Regions from separate parts of the Homo sapiens genome. Here region 1 is linked to region 2. Evidence: read pairs that join two places in POLR2A ChIA-PET (ENCODE). Cell type or tissue: GM12878. All regions are shown on one strand. Each heading gives the region's core, and the rest is flanking DNA. Links, peaks and the distances in the headings are about the cores only. Region 1 has its middle 460 kb from the start of IDS. Region 2 has its middle 380 kb from the start of IDS.

Region 1 (2,918 bases), core at 195-2,694, 80 kb after region 2:
CAGATATCTATGTCCTAAATCCAGAACCTATTACCTTACATGGCTATGTTAACTTTGCAAATGGGATTAAAGTGAATGACATTGAAATGGGAAGATTGTACTGGATTATCCAGGTGGACCCTCATTTTAATCACATGAGTCTTTAAAAGTGAATAAACTTTCCTGACCATAATCAGAAAGCAAGGTCACAATGGAAGAAGGGTAAGAGAAAGGTGACACTATTGACTTTGAAGATGGAAAAAGAGGCCATGAGTCAAGGAATGTCTCTAGAAGCTGGAAATGGTAAGGAAGCAGAGTCTCCCTCCAGAAAGGAAACAGCCCTGCTAACTAACACAATGACTTTAGACTTGTTATACCCATGTCTCACTTTTGATCCCCACAACTGTAAGACAATAAATTTCTGTTGTTTTAAGCCTCTAAGTGTGTAGTAGTTTGTTACAGTAACAATATAAAACATATACAAGCTCAGATATTGATCAACAAGTGCCTGGTCAGGAAGGTTATTTTCTCTATTGGAGGACAACAATGGCAGCCTGAAGGGCTATATTCTGTGCCGCTATAACCAGTGGGAATAAATTCTAGAATGAGTAAAGTGGAGGTAAGTGTAGCAACCAGGATTTTGTAGTTGGGGTAATGCCAAAATAGTGCTCTGGATAAACTGACCCACATTCAGTGGTTTGTTTTTGGCAACCAACATAACTTTCCAAGGTTCACTGGTCCCTTACCCATACAGTTTTTGAGGCAGTTGCACTTACATAAAAAAGAAAGGAAAATTCAGGGAGAGCAGGAGAGGGAGAGGAAGCAGTAGTAAGAGTGTGCTGCCAGATGTTTTTGGCTAAACTCGAGAATATTTGAACTTGAATCCCCCTTTAAACATCAACCTTATACTTTTAATGGCTAATCTTAAAGAAAGAATAGTCTCATACATCATTTTTTCTCCTTTAGAATGTCATCTAATGCCTTAGTTTCAAATTGTTGCTCAAAGTGGTGGGTACATATACACAGACATGCACACAGACACACACACACACACACACACACACACACACACACACACACACTCGTGCACCTACAGGCCAAATTGGGTAAATGTGATCTTTGGCTTCCTTCTGAAAAGAACAGAATAGAAATGTAAGAAGTCACCTAGAAGATGGGTTTAATGGCTTCTGTTATTTTCTCAAATTTTGCCCAAATGAGGTTTCTTTTAAAAAAGTTAGAAGCTCTTTCATAAAATGTTTATACGTATGGGTGGACTATTCATTCTTTATTCACAGAACCATTCTAATATAATATGTAACAAGAGTCTAAAAGCTAATCAATAATGGAACATAGATCTGCCTATGGAAGTGTCTGTGCCTCCTCAGAGAGGAAGATGCACAAGACAGTGAGCCTCCAAGGGCAGTTCCAACTTTATATTTACTTTATGATGATTCAACTCTATGTGTAATTCTTTGTATTGTCACTTTCAATTATTTTCGGAACAAAACCGCTAGGGAAATGAGTTACTCATTTCAAAAAGCGCATTCATATTTGATAAATAGCTTACAGATTAGAGAGAAGATGTTTACTGAAACCAGGATTCAAAGCTCTTTCCTGGGAATCAGACTAAACCACTAGATTAAGGATGATAAATCTGCGTTGCCCAGATCATCTGAAGCTAATAGTGTAGGGCTGGGCTGAGTTGCCTGTAAAGGTACTTCCCTAGGAAATAGCATTAAGACAAGGCTTTCAGTGGGTTTCTGGCCAGATGCAAGATCCTGGGAGGGCTGCAGTCATTTCATAACTTCATGTTCAATGGCCCAGTGGGGAAGAAAGAGTCTGCAAGGGCCTCTTCTGGTTTGACAGACAAAAGCCAATTTCCACCTTTACTGCATTGGATACACACTATCCAGGTGCCCAAAGCATCATGCTTCCCTATTACTGAGTTCTCCGTTCTTCTCCAACTTCCATTTCAGGGCATAGCAGAGGTTTGGAAAACAATATAATTATTCTCTGTTTCCTGAGCTCTGGGTCCCACAAAATGAAAGTGAAAATCTCTTCTTACCAATGTGCTTTTTTGTTTGTTTAGGTATTGGGTCATTTAACATAAATCTTTGCTGAAAAACCATTAATATGATTTATTCATTTATTAATATACTCCACACGTATTATCTCAGTATTATAGTGCCAGTGCTGAAACTCTAAATCATTTCCATTACTCACTTCAAAAGTAACACTTCTGGCCGGGCACAGTGGCTCACACCTGTAATCCCAGCACTTTGGGAGGCTGAGGTGGGCAGATCACGAGGTCAGCAGATCGAGACCATCCTGGCTAACACAGTGAAACCCCGCCCCTACTAAAAATACAAAAAGGTAGCCGGGCGTGGTGGCACACGTCTGTAGTCCCAGCCACTTGGGAGGCTGAGGCAGGAGAATCACTTGAAACCCAGGAGGTGGAGGTTGCAGTGAGCCAAGATAGCACCACTGCACTCCAGCCTAGGCAACAGAGTGAGACTCCATCTCAAAAACAAAGAAACAAGCAAACAAACAAAAAAAACCACTTCTGATTCCTTTTTTGTACCTTAACCTTAGTTGCCCTCAGTTCATAGGTAGACAGAAGTTTGTTTGGATAGGGAATATGGCTTTACACCAGAATTTCCTATATAGTGTAATTTGAGTCTTTGAGGGACTGCTATGGTTTGAATGTTTGTCCTAAGACTCATGTTGAGATTTAATTGCCATTGTAACAGTATTAAGAAGTGAAACCTTTAAGAGGTGGATTAGGCCATGAGGACTCCACCCTCTTTAATGGATTAATGTCATTATTGCAGGAGTGGGTTTGTTATAAAAGGGCAAATTTGGCCCCTTTTTCTCTCTTTCTCATGCCCTTCTGCCTTCTGCCATGGAGTGATACAGCAGTAAGGTTCTCACCAGATGCT
Region 2 (2,918 bases), core at 241-2,740:
ATATTATTACAGTATCCCAACAAGAGGTGATGAGGTGCTAAGCAAGGGCAGCCCCAGAGAGGCTGAAGCAGGTAGAAGACTCTATAAGACAGAGAAACAACGGGACATAATAGCATCTGATGAGAGGCAGAGAAAGGGTCCAAATATGGTTCAAAGCCTGGAACCAGAGGAAATGGCAGAATGATGATGGGGTGGAATGGGTTGGCCTTTCATACACAAGAGACTAGACCCACTGCTAGTGTCTGGCACATTGAACCTCTCAAGTTTGGGCACCTGGATAAATCTGCTTCCACTACTACACAGAGACAAGCTGGCAAAAGCCATTCAAGCTTGGTTTCAATAAAACCACTGGTGAGAGATAGCTTTTCCATTTTGTTGTTACTAATAATATAGTCTCAACTACAGCTCTATACAGACTTCTAATAATATATTTGCCACTTTACAAAGCCCAAGTTGCTTCAGCACCAGTAATATTGTACATAGCATGAACAACAGCCCACTGCTCTCTGGGGTTTAATATGCTGTGAACACATTTCTGCATCTTTAAATGAACATAAAGCATTTACCCAGACCTTTGGCATTGTCTTGGTCCCATTGTTAATATGATAGACCCAGCCAAATGCTATCAGGGAAGAATGATTTATACATGAAAGATATTGTCAGAAATGGTTGAGGGAAAATGTATGAAGGAGAGGGGCATTTCATTTGTCTTCATGTAACTCTTTAAAACCAGTGAGAGTAGTAAGATGACTGAATTCTTCAATAAACCTTTGATAAAGCATTAAGGAAGCTGACATGGTATCTCTTGATGGGCCATTACTACCTGCTTTGGATGCCAAGTACTTTCATCCACTCCAGAAGTATATTAATGAGGCAGGAAAGGCGTATCTGGGAAATAAAATCATCATCTAAGCATGGCTTTTCTTCTTTGTTAATCATCTCCTCTTTCTTTTTTTCTCCTTTACATTTCAAAAGTTGGTCTGGGTAGAGTGAAGCCTGCTGGGGTTTTAAGAATAAGAAACACATGCTATTGGCTCCCACTGGGTTTCACTGATTTTTTTTTTTTCTAACACATGCAGGGTGTAGGCATTTTGATGTTTGCTCTTGGGCGGCTTTTCCCAGGTGCTTTCCTCCCTCCAATTTCCCCCTTTTTGCTGGGCTTCAAAGGGGTAAATGAGGAGTCAGTGGCCACATTTAGCAGTTGAAATAGAAACAATGCCTTTTCAAAGGGGTGCCACAGAGGCTGAGGTTTGGAAGGTGGCTCAAGTGGCATTTCTGGGAGCAAAGAGAGTTCAGCAGTGCGTGGCAACTTGCTTCGTTCAACAGAGCTTTGCTAGCATTCAGGAGACTTTCAACTCCAAGCCTCTGTATTTGTTTTATTTTAAAGGGAGCAAGAAAAGAAATCAGGAGCATTCTTCAGATGCAAGTCACTAGGAGCCCTGCCTGTCTTCTGCATGGAAGCCTGTGTTAATCCGTAAAAAATTGATTTATGTCACTGCCAGTTATGTGCTCATGTGGAGACGAGAGCAGCCCCATGGAGATGAAGGGCTGCTCTTCACGCTATCTTCATAGGAAGAACTTAGCAATGGAATTGCCCTGGTCTTCTCCCTGCTTTCTTCTTCTGGGAAAGACGGGTTGCAGGTGTGTTAAAGAATAGTGTTTGCTTAATGATGCACTTAATGAAAGTCTTTGATCAATGATAATTTGTGAGCTTCAAGTAGGGGAGGCTTGAAAAGCACAATCATTCAGCGAGTAACTATTTTCTCAGGCAAAAAGGGGGAAAATTGATGCATCAGGTCTAGTAATCTGCAAGAATATGACAGAAAGATATGTGTGGCTAAATGCTAGATAGACAAAAGCTACGGATGAAGCTGGGAGGGGGGTGTACACCAAAGTGCTAATTGGCAAAGTGGAAATAAAAAACAGTGAGAAGGAGTGCCCAGGAAGAGAGACAGGTTAGGTGAAATGAGAGATGAAATCAAGGGAGGAATGGGCAGCAAGGGCATGCTTGCAGAAATCAACAAGTTAGGAGACCAAAAGGGAAAAAGCACAACATGGAGATCAAAACCAAGATTAAATTGTCTACAAAGGAAGACAGTGAAACAAGGTAAATGACTGTTAAATAATACACTTGGCTTGCAGCAGGCAGTAATTCAATCAGTAGCTCCATCAGAAAGGGAAGCTGCTGTGGCCATGAGAGAGCACTGCAGCAAAAGCTTCCTCCCCACAAGACAGACAGGGACCTGGAGGAAGGAGGAGGGAGTGACACCCAGCAGGCAACCCACCAGAAACTCTTAACGGTGGCCACAGGGTCTGTGACGCCTGCCCCAACCCTGCCTGCCACCCCTGCAAGCTAAGCAGAGCATTTTCTACCTCTTAAAACTTATGGACACTTTAGGTCAAAGGATAGTATGCTATTCCTCCCACCCTAAATTAACTATAAAAATTCCATTTATGTTCTCTGTTCTCAAGAGTCTAGAGGGCTACCGTAAGTTTGCATTTGAAAGTTTCAATAAAAAACCAATAGGGTTTTTTCTCGCTTTTTGAAATACACAATTATAATATTAAAAGCCTTTTTTTTTAAATTCCACACACTCTGAGATTCTGACACCCCACCTTGGGGAATGTAGTTCTCACTCACCACTAAGAGTCACTGGCCTTTGAATAGATAGTAAAAGCCAATTAATATGAATCTTTAAAGGCAGATTCTTAGAGCTGTACGTACCCCTAGTCTAATGCCTCTCTTTAAAGATGGAAAAGTTGAGGCTCAGAGAGAAAAACAGAGTTGTCTAAGGTCATACTTAGAGTGAAAGACTGAGTAAGGTTTGATACCTAATGTCTCTTGAGTTCCAATTTAGTGTTGTTTCTGTCTCCTTTCATTAATTTCTAATTCAACTTGGGTTGAGCTGAAATACACC

The links. ChIA-PET counts read pairs that join two places held together with the same protein. Peaks named below come from ENCODE experiments on the same cell type or tissue, not always from the same donor. Only the 100,000 strongest peaks of a DNase experiment are listed, where the experiment ranks them.
Region 1: POLR2A ChIA-PET joins it to region 2 with 7 read pairs; 1 of 35 experiments calls an interaction of 5 or more read pairs at or near these places.

The regions. Positions count from the first base shown.
Region 1 is chrX:149,039,902-149,042,819 of GRCh38, reverse strand. No RefSeq gene overlaps it. Among named protein-coding and RNA genes, the nearest start is that of IDS, 460 kb to the left of the region's middle. In GM12878, for the core only: no CTCF peak of the experiment used is centred there; a DNase peak (open chromatin) is centred at 1,737.
Region 2 is chrX:149,119,953-149,122,870 of GRCh38, reverse strand. No RefSeq gene overlaps it. Among named protein-coding and RNA genes, the nearest start is that of IDS, 380 kb to the left of the region's middle. In GM12878, for the core only: a CTCF peak has its summit at 2,190; a DNase peak (open chromatin) is centred at 1,209.